2 separate regions of the Homo sapiens genome follow, and region 1 is linked to region 2. A link is an interaction called in ENCODE POLR2A ChIA-PET data of the cell type or tissue named here. Cell type or tissue: CD4-positive, alpha-beta T cell. All regions are shown on one strand. Links, peaks and the distances in the headings refer to the core of each region. The heading gives the core; the rest is flanking DNA.

Region 1 (7,945 bases), core at 2,946-7,945, 100 kb after region 2:
CTACGCCAGAGGGTGAGGGGGCAGGATCGCTTGAGCCTGGGAGGTGGATGTTGCACTGAGCCATGATTGCACCTCTGCACTCCAGCCTGAGTGACAGAGCAAGACCCTGTCTCAAAATTTTTAAAAAAGAAAGAAAAATACCTAATAGGAGATGGCTTATTTCAATCTAGTTAGGAAAATGGAACACATATGTGAAATGAAAATTAAAATACAAGCACTAATTGCCAAATACATGCATTCAATACAGTTTGGTTGAGCTCTAAGGGTGGCAAATGTGTGTTATGTCTTCAGGGACTAGGTAAGTAATGTAAGTCAATAAAGTAGACAAGGTGAAGACCTAGGCCAATGGAAATGCTCATATTTTGTTTGAAGAGGGTGGCCAGGTGTGGTGGCTCAGACCTGTAATCCCAGCACTTTAGGAAGCCAGGTGGGTGGATCACTTGAGCCCAGAAGTTCGAGGTTAGCCTGGCCAACATAGTGAAACCCCATCTCTACTTAAAACACAAAAATTAGCCGGGCATGGTGGCATGTGCCCATAGTCCTAGCTACTCAGGAGGCTGAGGCAGGAGAATCGCTTGAACCTGGAAGGCGGAGGTTGTGGTGAGCGGAGACCATGCCACTGCACTCCAGCCTGGGCAACAGAGCGAGACTCCTTCACCACCCCCTCCCCCCCACCAAAAAAAAGAGAAAAGTTAAACAAAATAGACCAAAAAAACCCAACTCTTCTTTGAATGGATTAGCAGGTATTTGCTGTTTTGCTCCTTTATGCTTTAATGAATTTATCTTTCTGTGGCTTCAAGAAGAAAAATGTTAAGTCAGTGAATACTGTATAGGTTGAGCATCCTTACCTAAAATGCTTTGGATCAGAAGTGTTTTGGGCATTTTTGGAATATTTGCATTCTACTTACCAGTTGATCATTTCTAATCTGAAAATCTGAAATGCTCTAATGAGCATTTCCTTTGAACAGCATGTTGACACTCAAAAACTTTTGGACCTTGGAGCATTTTGGATTTCAGATTTTCAGAATAAGGGTACTCCACCAGTATCCTTTTATCTATGATTTAATATAGCCCTTCTTTCTTCAGAATTACTGAGTGACTCATTCCTGTAATGCTGCTGAATTTTTATTCATTTACTACCTTAACAATAATATTTAACATTTATTGATCACTAATGTGCCCAGGCACTATGGTAGATGCCTCATCATTATACTTTTAAGTCTTATAGTGGCACACAGGCAGGTTTTATTATATCCTCATTTTACAAGTGAGATAAATAAAATGTCTTAGAGACTCAGAGAGGTTGTGTTTTGTCCATGTCCACATATCTTCTAAGCACATTAGCCTATTTAAAGCCAGATCTCTCCAAAAGCCCAGTTTTTTCAGTTCCCTCAGTTTGCCATTGAGGAAACAGGAAAATCAGACTCACTGTCATCAATTGCCTCACACATACTCTTGAATTGCTTTTGAGTGGGAACAGAAATACCATTATGTGTGTTCCTCTACATCTAGTCCTAGACATTAATTTGCCTTGTTTCTTTTAAGTTAGTGACCATCTCTGTTGAAGTCTTTAAATCCATTAAAAGTGAATGGAACCTTAGGAGAGTTTTAGGCTGGAGAGGAAGCTCTTCTCTTCATTTTGGGCTTCGATTGTCCCGAAGAAAAGGGATGAGATATTATTTGAGATAACTCCTTCAAGAACCAGAACTTAGCAAAGCGTTTACACCAGTTTGATGGAAATATTTCTAAACTATATTATAAAATTAGCCAGGTATGGTGGCACATGTCTGTAGTCCTAGCTACTTGGGAGGCTGAGGCAGGAGAATTGCTTGAACCTAGGAGTCTGAGTACGCAGTGAGCCATGATGGTGCCACTGCACTCTAGCCTGGGTGACAAAGTGAGACCCTGTCTCTAAAATACATTTATTTTATTCTAAAATAATTCTAGGCTGGGTGCAGTGGCTCATGCCTATAATCCCAGCACTTTAGGAGGCCGAGGTGGGCAGATCACAAGGTCAGGAGATCAAGAACATGTTGGCCAAATCCATCTCTACTAAAAATACAAAAATTAGCTGGGCATGGTGGCACATGCCTGTAGTCCCAGCTACTCTGGAGGCTGAGGCAGGAGAATCGCTTGAACCCGGGAGGCCAGGGGTTGCAGTGAGCCGAGATCGCGCCACTGCACTCCAGCCTGAGTGACAAGAGCAAAACTCCATCTCAATAAATAATTAAAATAAAATAATTCTAAATACATTCGGCTCATCATATTGTTACATTGATGATCTTAAAGTTGATTGAGATGTAGCTGAAACTGGCTTCCACAAAGTACTCTCATATGGTTCTGAATTTTGAGGTCATCTTTCTCTGTATCAAGTTTTTTAGATGTCCTTTCTCAGAGTAAATCAAGTTTGAGTAAGACCTGCAGGGATCTCTTGTGAGCACATATATTGAGTTTTAGTGCATAAGCTTTAACTTTTCACTGGGTAGATGAAACTGTCAGAAAAGTGGCATTATGTCTAACATATAAAGTATTTCCCCATTTTTAAACAGAGAAGATACAGAAAATGAAAATGAAAATAAAATTTGGTACTACAGCACAAAGGTCCAGCTTGCAGAATTAATTGACTGTCTAGACAAAGATTATTGGGAAGCAGAACTCTGCAAAATTCTGGAAGAAATGCATGAAGAAATCCGACACATGGACATAACTGAAGACCTGACCGATAAGGCTCAGGGCAGTAACAAATCCTTTCTGGTGACAGCTAATGGTGAGAGGGTCATTTTCTCATTTTATTTTTGTTAAGTCTGAGCTAAACTGTTGGTATGAAATCACTGCAAAATTTGAAAATAGATTAAAAAAAATTTTTTTTTTTTTTTTGAGATGGAGTCTCGCTCTGTCGCCCAGGCTGGAGCGCAGTGGCACAATCTTGGCTCACTGCAACCTCCGCCTCCCAGGTTCACGCCATTCTCCTGCCTCAGCCTCCTGAGAAGCTGGGACTACAGGCGCCCACTGCCACCATGCCCGGCTAAATTTTTGTATTTTTAGTAGAGATGAGGTTTCACCGTGTTAGCCAGGATGGTCTCGATCTCCTGACCTCGTGATCCAACTGCCTTGGCCTCCCAAAGTGCTGGGATTACAGGCTTGAGCCACCGTGTCCGGCCAAAAATAGATTAAAATTTTCAAGTACAGTCATGCATTGCTTAATGATGGGGATACATTCTGAAAAATGTGTCATTTGGCGATGTCCCGATTGTGTGAACATCATAGAGTACACTTACACAAACCTAGATGGTAGGGTTTCCAACACACCTAGGTTATACGGCATAGCCTATTGCTGCTAGGCTGCAAACCTGCACATCATGTGACTGTACTGAATCCCGTGATCAGCTGTAGCACAACGGTAGGTATTTGTGTATCTAACCATATCTAAACATTTAAAAAGGTACTACATAAAATCTTATGGGATCACCGTCATGTATGTGGTTCCTTGTGGACTGAAACATTGTGCAGTGCATGACTGTGTGTATATTTTACTTTAGTTCTCCGTATTTCATTTTCCCAAGAGAACCTTGTTCATTCCCACATAAATTAGGGATGCTATATATTTTAGTGTTTTATTTCTGCCTTGGGTCATTACTAATATTCCCCAAAATGTTAGTTTAATTCAAGTATCTTATTAAACTTTTTTGGCATTCCAGCTTTTAAGAAATATTCTTTTTGAACTTTTTGCTTTTAAAAAATAAAACTTTAAAATTTTAGGATAGCTTTAGATTTATATAAAAGTTGCAAAGATAGTAGAGGGTTTCCGTATATCCTGTACTTGGTTATCCGTTATTAACGTCTTAGATTAGTGTGGGATATTTGTTACAACTAATGGGCCAGTGTTGACACACTGTTATTAACTCAAGTCCATACTTTACTCAGATTTCCTTAGTTTTTACCTGACGTCCTTTTTCTGCCTCATGATCCTATACCACATGATATTTAGTCATCATGTTTTCCTCTAGACTGTCGGTTTCTCAGACTTTCCTTGTTTTTGATGGCCTTGACAGTTTGGAGGAGTACTGGTTAGGTATGTTGTAGAAAGCCCTCCTTATGGGTTTTTCTTATGGTTAGCCTAGGTTTTTGCATTTTGGGGAGGAAGACCACAGAGGTGATGTGCAGTTCTCGTCTTATCAAGAGTGCATGCCGTCGTCGTGACTTATCACTGATGATGTTAACCTTGGTCCTCTGGGTGAGGCAGTGTTTGTCAGGTTTCCCTACATCCTCCCCCATCTCCTCAAACCTCCAATACTGTAAGTCACTGTAAACAGCCACACTTACTGGGTGGGGAGTTATGTTCTACCTTCTTGAAGGGGCAATATCTACATAAATTATTTGGAAGTTTTCTGCACAGATTTGTTTATTCATTTATTTTTTCAGACATTTATTTCTGAGTATAGATTTGTGGATATTTTATACTCATTGGGTTATAACTGGTTATTTATTAGGTTATAATTCAATGTCACCTTATTTGTCACTCAACTCTGCTTTTCATTTTTTTTTAGGTTTTAAAAACATATATACCTTAAAAGTTTAAATAGTATAAAAAGGTATGCTGTGAAAAATGAATCTCTCTCCTTCATTACTCTGAACTATAAATTTTTAAATATTTATGTAATACCATAAATGACATATTAGTTGTAACTGCTGAAAGCAGGATTTCACATTAAGATTTTCCTAATTTCTTATTAGCTCTGACTCATTTGAGGCTGAAATCTTACTATGCTATCTAAATCAAAATTTTAATGTACATGTTAACAATGCATAATAACAAAAAAACCCCAAAACAGAATACAGCTTTTATATTATTGAACTTTATGTACAAAATCATTTGATTTCAAATAAACATTTAATGTAAAAACAAATGTTCTTTTAAACTGAATTTTTTTTACATCTACTGTACCATTCAAATGCTTTATCATCTTACAGGATTTCTTCAAAATCTGTTATCAAGGGTACATATAGAAAAGCACTTTTTTTATAAATAGAAACAAAGGGATTTTTTCAGCTTTTACGATGACATAAAAAGTTTACTCAACAGAAGTAATTTTATTACTATTTGGGGTGGGAATCACCAACTTTTTGTGCAAACAATGCTAGCCTTCTTTTAAGCATTAAGAGCATAACTGCTTAAGAAATGACATAAGCAATAATTCTACACCTACATCTCCCCTAAAATAATCTTTTTTTTTTTTTTTTTACATATGTGCACAGCTTTAGCAAATTAAAGCCCGAGATAAACGCTCGAGATCTACTATCCAGAGGCAAAAATCAGAGTTTACTAGAACTCATCATTTGGAGAGCTTACCAATCAAGGAATCTGTAATGAAAGCTGCAGTTTCCCTCTTTCCTATTTTTTTTTAAACACAAAAATCAATGACTAAGAACTTAATACTGGATGACAAATCACATCCACACTATTCGTTAAATAGCCTCACAGTTAAACACATCTTAAAGACCAGTCAAATCAGTATTTACATTTTATAAATTTCTGAAGACACCATTAGAAAGCTTATATATCCCTTCATTAAACAAAATAGGGAACTGCATCTGATGGTGGTGGAATGAAATTTTAAAATTAAAAATACCTGTATTTACAGCAGCATTGATCCTTTATAAATAAAGAATATGAAAATGCAATATCTTTAAGGATAATAAAAAATTGAGGTGATGTTACTCAACCACAGTGCTCGGAGTTGGAATAAAAACCTATTGGTGCTTGTTAATGTGCCAGTAGTGAATCCACTTTCTGTTGGAGAAAATCCAACTGCAAATATGTGCGTGAAACACATATAACACAGGGCAAAATTGCTCAAAATGATTCAAGTCAGCTTATCTCTATTGGATATTCTATTCATGAAACACATTACAAAGACATCCTTGCAAACAAATAAAAGGCATAACAGTTTTCTGGTTGACTTTTTAAGAACACTTCTCCCCTTATAAGTGACATCTTAAAATCTCAAATGCGTTCTTTCCTTGGTTTGCAATCCTAATTTAAAGATATGAACAGCTTAATTTTCCGTGTGATTATCTAATTAAAAAAGAAAAACAAAACAAGCAAAATGTTCAAGTTAAAAAAAAAAAACATACCGGGTGAGCAATGCACTAAAATTATCCACATGAAAACAAATGGTCTGTAATCTTATAAACCAACATAGCATTTCACTGTCAACAATGTGAAAATTTAATATCTTCTCAAACAGGCATAAGATGAAGAAGTGCTATTTTTTAATTGTAAAAGGAACTTATGTAATGTAAAATTACATTATAATTTTTCATTCCGAATTGACAAATGATTTCAAAAACAAGGATCAAAGTTTGACTGCAAATAGTAATGCAATATAATTTCATAAAAATCCTTCAATTTCTATTTTTTTCCTTTTCTGTAGTTGACATATGAAGACCACTTCAATTTCTAAAAAAGGGAACCATTCCAATTTTCCCTCCCCAAGAAAATGTCTCACAATTACAAAGTAGAAAAACAGCCGTTCATAAATGCAAAAAAATTCTGATTTATATATGAAATAATTTCTAGATCAATTCAACATATTTGATGACATTTGTTGAGTTTAAAAATACTTTGAAATATTGCTTTTCATGCTTAAAGTACAGAATGTTTTAATGACATCAATAAAAGTGATATACATGTAATGCTGCATAATGAAGTGAAGTAGAACCCTGATACAAATATCCTTGTTGAAATCATTTACTTCATCTAACAGTGCCTGTTTGGAACATATGATTAAAAACAAAAACATAATTCTTAGAGGATGAATTCCCTAAAATGTAATTTCAGTGTTTGTCCATAACATGGGGTTAGAGCTTTTCAGAGTTTTTGTTTTTTGCTCTGTTTTGAAACCCCTGAGACACTATCTGTTTCCAAAGCTTTCTCTTTTGAGTTAATTTCACTAAATCCATTTGCTGTCCCATTTTGTTCTTCAGTTATTTCTTCGTTTGCAGGGGAAGCAGATTCCCCCTTTTCTAATTTTTGCTGCATTTCACGGAGCTTGGTAACAGCTTTATCTATTGACATTATGCTAATAAGATTAAAGTCATGCATGCTGACTAGATGAAGCATGAAGTTTCGACATAAATTCTTCTTAATTATTTTCTGTCCATAATTTTCTACAAACAGCATACAGGCATGATTCATTTGATTGTCAGCAATAAACCTATTTAATAAAAACAGAATATGAATAGCAATACAAAGCATTTTTGTCAAATGCAACAGTGATAACCATTATAATAAGACTATATCCAATTCCAGTAAAATAAAAGATGATTAAAGAAGCAGTAAAACTATAGAGAAACTGAAATTCAATCATCTGAATGAGCTTACCATTTTAAAAATTTCAAGAGATTTAATCTAACTTAAGCTTAAACAGGTACCATTAGAACAGCAGATATAATTTCTGTTCTTCAATTACATAAGCAGTCTTAAAAGCATAAAATATTTGGGCCAGGTAATTACGCCTGTAATTCTAGCACTTTGGGAGGCCGAGGTGGGTGGATCGCAAGATCAGGAGATCAAGACCATCCTGGCTAACACTGTGAAACCCCGTCTCTACTAAAAATGCAAAAAATCAGCTGGGTGTGGTGGCGGGTGCCTGTGGTCCCAGCGGCTCCGGAGGCTGAGGCAGGAGAATGGTGTGAACCTGGGAGGTGGAGCTTGCAGTGAGTCGAGATCACACCACTGCACTCCAGCCTGGACGAGAGAGAGAGACTCCGTCTCAAAAAAAAAAAAAAAAAAATTTAGTAGAGACAAGGTTTCACTGTGTTGCCCAGGTTGGTCTTGAATTCCTCAACTCAAGTGATCCTCCTGCCTTGGCATCCTAAAGTGCCAGCATTGTAAGTGTGAGCCACCACACCAAGCCGGGAACATACTTTTAGCCACAAAGGA
Region 2 (10,959 bases), core at 3,677-8,676:
GGGGAAAACATCCTTTAACTTCAGGGTCGTCTGGCAGAGCAGGATCTGGGAGGGCCCGCTGTAGTGCCCGCTGCAGTTCCCGCTGGTGTAGAGGGAAATGCCTCGGTCTGGCCTCCAAGCCCCCAAGTCCACTGTCTTCCCCTCCCCTCATTTGTAAGAATAGCTACACACTAACATTTTAGGAAGGAAAGGCACATAACTTTTTTTAACATTTGGTAACTAAAATAGGTTATGGGCTCTACATTGTCAGCTATTTGGGATATATATTTAATTTTCTTAAATTCCCGTTAAAGAAACCCTATTTTATGGTTTTGATTTCAGATTGCAAACATATAAAATCTGCATAGCAGCGAGTTCTCGGTTTTGCCAGTTCCTTCAGTTCCTTTACTGTTACTGTCATGTAATCAACTAACTCTGTATGTGGATTTTGATGTAAAGTATGCATGTTCCTTTTATGTGTATTTAATCATGATGTTTAATTTTGCACACTTATTTGTAATGTTTCTTTTAAATAAAAGTGACTAATTTTGTTGTAAAAAAAGTTTTTACCAACTTCAGTATATAAACATTGAAGATACAGATGAATAGATATACTATATACAATATTATTAACATAGTTATACATAACTATCTAAAAATCACATATAAACCAAATTATTTGTTTCAAACTACTTTTCCCTCGCATTTTTTTTTTTTTTTTTTTTTTTTTTTTGAGACGGAGTCTCGCTGTCGCCCAGGCTGGAGTGCAGTGGCGCAATCTCGGCTCACTGCAGGCTCCGCCCCCTGGGGTTCACGCCATTCTCCTGCCTCAGCCTCCCGAGTAGCTGGGACTACAGGCGCCCGCCACCTCGCCCGGCTAATTTTTTGTATTTTTAGTAGAGACGGGGTTTCACCGTGTTAGCCAGGATGGTCTCGATCTCCTGACCTCGTGATCCACCCGCCTCGGCCTCCCAAAGTGCTGGGATTACAGGCGTGAGCCACCGCGCCCGGCCTTCCCTCGCATTTTATAAAACATTTTTTCAAATTGTTATGTATCTTTCAGTTTACCATAGGTCCTTCACTTACATCAAAGTTTGAGATGATAGCACGTTTGGATTCTACGTATGATGCTATCTGTCACAGGAAATTCATTACTAAACCCAAATATCTATAACAACCGGCTAGTTGTTTTGTTTTTTATTTTATTGTTGTGTTTTCTAATTTCTGCAGTGTAACTTTTTTTTTTTTTGAGACAGGATCTAACTCTGTTGCCCATGCTGCTGGTATGCAGTGGCATGATCACGGATCACTACATTCTCAATCTCGTGGGCTCAAGCAATCCACCCATCTCAGCTTCCCAAGTAACTGGGACTACAGGCATGCACCACCATGCCCAGCTAATTTTTGTATTTTTTGTAGAGATGGAAGTTTTGCCATATTGCCCAGGCTAGTCTTGAACTCCTGAGCTCAAGTGATCTGCCCACCTAGGCCTCCCAAAGTGCTGGGTTTACAGGCAAGCACCACTGCATTCGGCCCTAATATATTACTTTTAAAAATTTATTTAAAATTCTTTTTTACGAAGATAGCTAACACTTCAACTTTGAAGGCATATCCTCCAGTAAATAACTACTAAATATCTGTTCTATTTCTTTGCCTCCTTTTTTTTTTTTTTTTTTTTTTTTTTGAGACAGGGTCTTGCTCTATTGCTGAGGCTGGAGTATAGTGGTGCACTCATAGCTCATTGCAACTTTGAATTCCCAGGCTTAAGGTGATCTTCTGGTCTCAGCCTCTTGAGTAGCTGGAGCTATAGATGCACTACCACACACACCTTTGCCTCCCTCTTTCTTTTCTTTTTTCTTTTTTTTTTAACTGATTTAATCAGGTGAGATCTCTAAGTGTTGAAAACTAAACTCTTTTTCTTCTGAAGAATGAGGAATTGTGTAATGTACTTTATATTATATTCAGGTATATAAGATAGGTACAAAAGTAGTCCTAAAAAAATTCGATGTGATGTCATAGGTGAGCACTTTGCAAAGGCAGGAGATAGCGCAGAATTGGAATTTGATTTTAGCAGGCATCCCAGCATCACCCTTAACTAGCTCTGTGGCCTTGGGCCGGTTACACAACCTTTCTGAATCTCCATTTCCTCAGCTTATAAGATACTGAAGGTAAAGCATCTGCCACCAGGTTTGCTGTAAATTTCACCTGTTGTTTTTACATGTGTAAGGTTATACTGTTACTCATCACACCACTGTTGATAAGCTGTTAGAAAAGTTTAGCAATCTATAATAAAGGATATACAGAGTGTCTTTAATAACTGTAGTTTTAAAGATCATATTATACTACTCTGTATAGTATAAATTATTTTTTCTGTAAAAATATTTGAAGGAATAATATAAGAAGTCTAGGAAAACTATTTTATAATTTTCAGCTTTCTTGATTGCAGGTTTGCCAACTTTAATAATAGTGTCATTAACTATTGACATGCTTTCTATAGTTGGAAAAATTAGCATTACAGTGAAACAGAAACCTTTCGCAGCTCCATTTGTTCTCAGCTCTGAATCTCACTGCTGGGCAGCATGGTGTTCCTGTCTCCAGTAGATTACCCACATCTCTGTTGCTTTCAGTCTGAAACCTTGAATATTTGTACAAGCCAGAAAAACTTGATCATTTTAAATTTTCTGCTATGAACAACTTAGTATTTTTAATGTAATATATGTGATACAGAGACATAAAAATACTGCCTTCATAGATAGGTACCTTGGAGGAATTAAAAATATATATATGGCCTTTATCAAGAAATTAAATTCAGGTAAATCTTTTTTTTTTTAAGAGATGGAGTCACTCTGTCACCCAGGCTGGGGTGCAGTGGCATGACCTCAGCTCACTGCAACCTCTGCCGCCCAGGTTCAAGCAATTCTTCTGCCTCAGCCTCCCAAGTAGTTAGGATTACAGTTATGAGCCACAATGCTCGGCTAATTTTTTTATTTTTAGTAGAGACAGGGTTTCACCATGTTGGCCAGGCTGGTCTCAAACTCCTGACCTCAGGTGATCTGCCCATCTCAGCCTCCCAGAGTACTAGGATTACAGGCGTGAGCCACTGAGGCCAGCCATAAACTCAGGTACATTTATACGGGCATATATTCTTTTTGGAAGTAAAATATTTCAGAAATATAGTGTAGTTTCTTAAGGTGAGAGAAATTGTGGACAGACTTCTTGTAGAATGGTATTGTTTTTATTTTGAACTATTTTGATTCATGTTTCCTCTCCCTCGCTTTTTTAGAAATGATTAAAGCAGCAGAAGCTGACAGTGATTGCAACTTCCACCACTTCCTCAACCAACAGTGCAACCAGTACCATCTCTCCAGCACAGAAGGTTATGGTGGCCCCCATAAGTGGCTCAGTTACAACTGGAACCAAAATGGTACTAACTACTAAAGTTGGATCTCCAGCTACAGTAGCATTCCAACAAAATGAGAACTTTCATCAAACCTTTGCTATGTGTGTTAAGCAAGGCCAGTCAGATTCAGGTATACAACTATGATTAAGTAAAAGATTACTTTTGTTCAGGAAAAAGAATTTTCAACCCTTTAGCTACTGAAATGAAACTTTTTTGTAGAAGATTGTTTTTCTTTTGCAGCTGATTGAGCAAACAAGCTATAATGGTTTGTTACAGATAATGTTCATAATATTACATTAGCAAACTCGTCTCTTACATGATTTCACTTTCAACATTTACGTAGTTCACTTTGAGTGGAGAGGAATGTTTTTATTAAAAATACAAAATGAGCCACATTTCATGCATTGGTGCCCTTTCCTAGAAGTCACTACGTTGCTGGTTATTTTAAATCTGAAGCTTATTAAATGTCTTATACCCCATTAGCCACCAGCACAGCTGCGGCATCTGCTACAACCATTGCCAGCACAGGTCAGACGTTCCAAATTACAGGCAATCCAGTCACTATGGCAGGAAAAGTAATTACCAAACTGCCACTTCCTGCAAACAGCAAGACTGTCACTGTAAATGTGCCAGCAACACAAGGAGGTAAGGGAAATGTGAAGAGTTTTAATTCACATTTGCCAGATCATACTGTTGGCATTATTTCTCATCTCCGTTTCACTGATTTCAGACCTCGGATCTCACATTCTGTGTAGCCCACTATAAAACCCTGCCACACGTAGTTTCTTCTCAGCAATGGAGCACCACGTAATGCTTTCCAATAAAGTGACAGTTTTTAATTATGGCTTCATCTTTTTTTAAGGCATTGTTCAAGTACATCAGAAAGTCCTGGGTATCATTCCACCAAGTATAGGCACCAGTCAGCAAACCTTTACTTCATTCCAGCCCAGGACAGCAACAGTCACAGGCAGGCCCAATACCTCAGGCTCTGGAGGAACCACAAGCAATTCACAAGTAAGAATTCTTACAGACTTATTTTGATTTGATGTGTTGAGCACCACATTGATTTTTAGAATGACTTCTTTCAAGATTAATCCAACTTAGTTTCCTTTGCCTATTACTGAATCTGTGACAGAGTACTGATTTGGAAAAAAAATCTGTTATATATCTGATAAGTGAAAATGATATATGAAGTATTAATTTTTAACAGTTAAGGACACATTAGTATGGTTTATTAAGAATAATAATTGCTTTCTAGGATTTTATAAAGAAAATTTATTTGCATAAGACAATGGACAGCACTAGACCACCCAAGGAAGTATGCTGTGTAGGCTCGCTAGGAAATCAAATTTAAACTGCTGGTCCAGCCGGGCGCAATGGCTCATGCCTAATATCCCAACACTTTGGGAGGCTGAGGATGGTGGATCACCTGAGGTCAGGAGTTCAAGACCAGCCTTGCCAACATGGTGAAACTGTGTCTCTACTAAAAATACAAAAAATTAGCTGGGCATCATAGTGGGCACCTATAATCCCAGCTACTTAGGAGGCTGATGCAGGAGAATTGCTTGAACCCAGGAGGCAGAGGTTACAGTGAGCTGAGATTGCACCACTGGACTCCAGCCTGGGCAACAGAGTAAGACTCCATCAAAAAAAAAAAAAAAAGAAAGAAAGAAAGAAAGAAAAGTACTTAGAAAAACTGACAGGAGGAAGGATAATGTTCAGAGTTGGGATTTGGGAATGACTTGCAGAAAAGGTTGAAATTTTAGGAAGGATGGCCTGAGAAGGACTCACTAAAGATGGAATTTGAATAAAGACCTGAAGGAAATGAGAGAGATGTGCAGATACCTGAGGAAAGGGTCTTTTATGAAAAAGAAACAGCAAATGCAAGGGCCCTGAGGCCCTGAGTGGACCTGGTGACATTGAAGGGGTGGGTAGCCAGTGGGTCTCAGGGAGACCCAAAGAGGACAAGAAGTGGGAGTCAAAAGAGTTATGGTCAGAGAGGTGGAGGGTGGGTGGGTGTGGATTGTGCCTTCAGGTGTGCACAGGTCACACTGGAACTTAACCCTCTTCCTACACCACACTAGCTTTTCCTAAGATGAGATCCGGCCGGGTGCAGTGGCCCATGCCTGTAATCCCAGCCCTTTGGGAGGCCAAGGCGGGCGGATCACCTGTGGTCCGGAGTTCGAGACCGGCCTGGCCAACATGGTAAAACCCCTTCTCTACTAAAAATACAAAAATTAGCCGGGCGTGGCGGCGCATGCCGGTAATCCCAGCTCTTTGGGAGGCTGAGGCAGGAGAATCACTTGAACCCAGGAGGTGGAGGTTGCAGTGAGCCGAGACCGCACAACTGCACTCCAGCTTGGGCAACAGAGCGAGACTCCATCTCAAAAAAATAAAATAAAATAAAAAGATGAGATCCACAGAGTCTCGGGGTATAGTCAGAAATTATTAAATTTTTGAATTTCCATTTTGATCTAAAAATACATTGATATATACATATTGGAGATCATCCAGGTGACTATTATAAAAATCAATCAGTACTAATCCTTAGACATGTACTGGACTTCTATCTGCCAAATGCCGTGCTATGCATGTTTCACTCATGGTTTGTAAATGCTCACCACAGCTCTATGAGGGATGCATGATCACTCCTTTTTCTAGATGAGAAAGCTGAGGCTCAATCAGATTAAGTCACTTGCCTGTGCTGTCACACAGATGGAACATTTCTGAGCTGGATTCAAACCCAGGTTCATCTAGCTGCTTCTTTACCACCCTGCCTCCCCCTGAACTGGAGTCTGTGATCCACCAATTAGCAACTCCTGGCACAACGGTAGCCACCCTGAGCCTCAGTGGGCTCATCTTTGACAAAGGATCAGGGTCACCATGACCCTAGCTACCTTAGAGGCTTGTAATAAGCCCTGAATGAGAAAATGAATGTGGAACCCTTTACAACCAAGGACACTTGTGCAAATGCAGTGTGTTGTTATGTAAGGAGAGGAAGTGGGTCTCAAAGCAGCTCCTCCTCTTGTTCCTGGAAGATGAGAAACTCTGGTGCAAATAAAGAGTCATGCAGGCCTCTCGATCGAGAGTGATGTCCTAGGTTTATTCTATTTGCCTCTGGTGGCCCAGGGACCTTAGCAGCTGGACAGAGAGAAGAATTTGGGGGGAGTAAATGGGGAGATGGGACCAGGGAAGGAGAAAGGACTCTGGATTGAGTCAAGCAAGGACTCTAGTTCCAAACTGGACTTTGGAGTGCCTGATAGTATCTTATCAGAGATTTAACACAGATGTGATCATTTCAGAGGCGGGATGGGAAGGACAGGGGTCCAGTGAGCTATTGTTGTGAAGGTGGCCACCAGCCACAGCAGCCATGAGAATATGAGAATCTCATGCTCCCCACCGGCCCCTTGCCAGACTGGGCTACCTGACTATGCTTCAGTCAGTAGTGGGTGAAGACTCACTGAGGACAATGCCTTCTCCCTTAAACTGGGGCCTTTTCCTTCCTGGCCTTTCCTGGGAAAAGAGAGAACAATTAAGTCTGATCATTTATCCCCAGCTGACTATGCCCCAGTAGCGTGGGCTTTAAACCAAATACCACATGTCCATCTGGATACCATGGCAGGCTGGTCACGCGGCCGGCATGCCCGCTGGCTGCCTGCCCCTCTCCTGCATTCATTCAACCCTGATTCTGCAGCATTCCAGAGCAGCCCATTGTTTTTTCCCCTGGGATTGTGAGCCCAGCTCTGGTTTTCTCATCTCTCCTCTGGATGGTGGTGGAAATGCTAGGCCTCAATCCAAAACTGATATGTATTCAGAAAAAAAGAAAGAGAAACCAGTCAGGCCTAATTTGAACTGGGGAAATAGCCAGTGTAAATTTGGAGGAAAATTCAAACTCCATAGCTGACTTGAAAAATGTCCGCATTGACCGGGCATGGTGGCTCATGCCTGTAATCTCAGCATTTTGGGAGGCTGAGGCAGGCAGATCATGAGGTCAGGAGATTGAGACCATCCTGGCTAACATGGTGAAACCCTGTCTCTACTAAAAATACAAAAAAATCAGTTGGGCATGGTAGCGCACACCTCTAGTCCCAGCTACTTGGGAGGTTGAGGCAGGAGAATTGCTTGAACCCAGGAGGCAGAGGTTGCAGTGAGCTGAGATCGTGCCACTGCACTCCAGCCTGGTGACAGAGTGAGACTCTGTCTCAAAAAAAACAAAAAAAAAAACAAAAACAAAAAAAGAAAAGAAAAATGTCAGCATCCAGGGACTGTATCCACCCGGATGATACCCCATTGGGAGGGGGCAGCATCAGCACCGTGCCTGCAGAGGCTTAGGTGTACTTGTGTTTATGTTGATAGTTTATGGCTGTCTGGAGCATAGGCCAGCTCCAGCCCCACTCCCTGAACATCACCAAATTCCAAGCAGTGTGTCTCCGTGAATCTGCTGCTGCTGCTTTTTTTTTTTTTTTTTTTTTTTTTTTAGACAGAGGGAGTTTCTCTCTGTTGCTCAGGCTGGAGTGCAGTGATGTGATCTCAACTCACTGCAATTTCCGTCTCCCAGGCTCAAGTGATTCTCCTGCCTCAGCCTCCTAAGTAGCTGGAATTACAGGCATGCACCACCACACCCAGCTGATTTTTGTATTCTTAGTAGAGATGGGGTTTCATCACATTGGCCAGGCTGGCCTCAAACTCCTGACTTCAGGTGATCTGCCCGCCTTGGCCTCCCAAACTGCTGGGATTACAGGCACGAGCCACCACGCCCAGCTGTGAATCTGCTTCTATGCTGGCTGTGTTTTCCTGGTCACAGCAGCCTCAGGCTCAGTGAAAGTTCACTTGCTGTAATTATTCAGGTTTCATTGGTTCTCCCTTATCCCCCTGCAAAGACCCACTCTCCCTCTAAGTACTGATGGCAGCCTCCAGAGGGTATCTCAAATGTGCTCTTAAACTAGTCCTTTCAGCCACCACGTGGTGTCCTCTGAGCAGGACCGCCTGATCTTCTGGGCACCCCTCGCCCAACATGACCACTGCCTCTAGGCATCGCCTCCCAGGCTGGACACCAGGGGCCAGAGTTGTTCACTGCTCCCTTCACACTCCACAAAGGCCTTCCTGAAGCAGAGCTGTTCGTATTTCCACAAAAACACCTTCCCCACCTCCCCCTACCAAAAAAAAAAAAAAAAAAGAAATCACCCTTCCCCACCTCCCCCACCAAAAAAAAAATCACCCTTCCCACCTCCCCCCAACCAAAAAAAAAAAAAAAAAGAAATCACGCTCCCCAAAAAGAAAGAAAGAAAGAAATCACCCTTCCCTTTTTCACGTGTGGCTTCCATTCTCCTTATGCCCCTGGTGTGAGTCCCAGAGGCTGAGTGATGGCTGCCACACTGAACTCAAGAGTCCCTCCTCCCCTACATCTCTACATCTCTGAAGCTTCACTTGGACCCAGCTTGTCATACCCAACCCTATTCCATTAAGAGAGGTGTCTCCCAGGAGGCCACTGAGGCAGTAGACCCAGGCAAGTCTGTCCTGTCATGTTGCAAGCAGCTCCTGATGTGGCTTGACCCCAGGGGCTAAACAAGGATACACAGCTTCATCTAGAGTAGAATGAACCCCAATTCAATAGCCTCATGGAGACCGGGGACAGACCAGGCAGCAGAATGGAGGTGCAAAGCCTCCTAGGGCTCGAGGACTGGAAAGCGGATTCCCTGGGGAAGACACATGGAGCTAGGGAATGGCAGAAGCTGAGGATCAAGCACCTCATACACCCAGACTCCACATGTGGAAACCGCTGTTCAAACTAACGATACCAGGTTGACTGTGTCAGCCCCTGAAGGAAAGCTGGCATAAATAGAGCCTGGAAAACCAGGCTTATCTTTGCCCAGTAGGCAAGGTAAATATTTAGTCCCAGCCCTGGAATCGTGCCTGGTAGTTCCATTCTTTGCTATCAGTTTTCCTTTTATTCACTCATCCTGCAAACATTTGCCACCTGCCCTCCCTCTATGTGGCCAACCTTGGCCTGGGCACTTCGATGCTCTGATGGCTAAGACGTGATCCCCTATTCTTTTCCTCAGGGAGTCTTGCTGGGGGAACAGACAGGGGGCAGAGATCAGGTCAGGCCTCACAGGCTGGGTCTTGGCTGGCACATAGACTTCACAAGAGGAAGCAAGACTACAGGGAGCAGCCAGGGAGAGTGCTCCAGGGCTAGGGTCAGCACCCGTCCCAGCCTCCCTGACTGGCCTGGTGATTTCTGCACCCATGCTTCCCTGTAAGCGTGGACGTAGAAACACAGAACAAGAAACACTTTGAGGCCAGCAGCACTCAGTATAAGGGAAGCAGCAAGGACTGCTGGGTTTGCAGATCTGGGTTCAATTCCCCATTGCATCATTCATTCACTGGCAAGGGACAAGTTGCTTTACCTCTCAAGTTTCTTCAGAAAAGCAGTAGAATGTAGCAATTGTAAGTGGGCGGACTCATGTATCAGACTTTCTGGGTTCAAATCTCAGCTCTATCTGTTTTTTGGGGGTTTTGTTTTCGTTTTTGAGATGGGGGTCCTGCTTTGTCACCCAGGCTGGAGTACATTGGCACGATCTCAGTTCACTGCAACCTCCACCTCCCAGATTTAAGCAATTCTCCTGCCTCAGCCCCCTGAGTAGCTGGGACTACAGGCACACACCATCATGCCTGGCTAATTTTTGTATTTTTAGTAGAGACAGGGTTTCGCCATGTGGCCAGGCTGGTCTCACTCCTGACCTCAGGTGATCTGCCCGCCTCGGCCTCCTAAAGTGCCGGGATTACAGGCGTGAGCCACCGTGCCCAGCGGTAGTCATCTAACTTTCTAAGAACACATTGTGGCCTAAAGCTCAATGCTCTCTTTGTTGTTCTCCATTACTACAAAAGGTTTAACTAATTTTTAAACATACATTACATGCTGAATTATACTTAAATAGAACATGCTCATTGTAGGAAATGCCAAAAATATGAAATGGAAATCAACTACAATTCTACTATGCTAATTGGTTATTTTTCAACGATAAAAGCTGATCCAGTTGGTTATTTAGAGGAAGAGAATTTAAGTAGCTCAATGACCCAGGCACAGTTTTTGCATGGTACTTTACTTAATTCTCCAATACGTAGTGTTCTATCACATGAAAATTCATAATGAAATTTTCCAATTGCCCTATATTAACATTTTTAGTTTTTTACATTGCCCCAAATCAGACCACTTAACACTTTTGATTATCCATTCCTGTTTTGATTTTGTTCTTTAATTATGATTATACTGTATATATAATTTTATACACAGACAAGCTTGCCCTTGAAAATATTTATTCTTCTGATTGTTTTTTGTTTTTTTTTTTCTATTTTTATTTTTTACTCTGGGAAACATTTCTAATTCAACATACTTTATAAAATCATATCTCACATTGCCTTTTAGGGGACTAAAGATTGTTATCTGTTATTGTACCAAAACACGAGAGAGCAAAAAGGGATTTGTCTATTTTAATGCCATGATTCATAAAAGGAAATGAAGGGGGGGAGTAAGCTGGCTGAAATTAATAAAATTTCCTATGATTTGATATATATGGAGG

The links. Peaks named below come from ENCODE experiments on the same cell type or tissue, not always from the same donor. Only the 100,000 strongest peaks of a DNase experiment are listed, where the experiment ranks them.
Region 1: POLR2A ChIA-PET joins it to region 2 with 6 read pairs; 5 of 35 experiments call an interaction of 5 or more read pairs at or near these places.

Annotation. Positions count from the first base shown.
Region 1 is chr17:31,997,930-32,005,874 of GRCh38, reverse strand. SUZ12 (SUZ12 polycomb repressive complex 2 subunit) reads right to left here. Exons shown (of 16, transcript NM_015355.4): 16 at 4,837-7,217. The coding sequence ends at 6,872. LOC124903972 reads left to right here. Exons shown (of 4, transcript XM_047437248.1): 3 at 2,550-2,767; 4 at 4,117-4,231. The coding sequence ends at 4,121. Among named protein-coding and RNA genes, the nearest start is that of LRRC37B, 5.5 kb to the left of the region's middle. In CD4-positive, alpha-beta T cell, for the core only: no CTCF peak of the experiment used is centred there; no DNase peak of the experiment used is centred there.
Region 2 is chr17:32,099,766-32,110,724 of GRCh38, reverse strand. VILMIR (virus inducible lncRNA modulator of interferon response) reads right to left here. Exons shown (of 3, transcript NR_199605.1): 3 at 10,464-10,959. It also overlaps the pseudogene WDR45BP1. Among named protein-coding and RNA genes, the nearest start is that of VILMIR, 22 kb to the right of the region's middle. RefSeq lists enhancers at 1-424, 8,932-9,737. In CD4-positive, alpha-beta T cell, for the core only: no CTCF peak of the experiment used is centred there; no DNase peak of the experiment used is centred there; H3K27ac peaks cover 895 bases.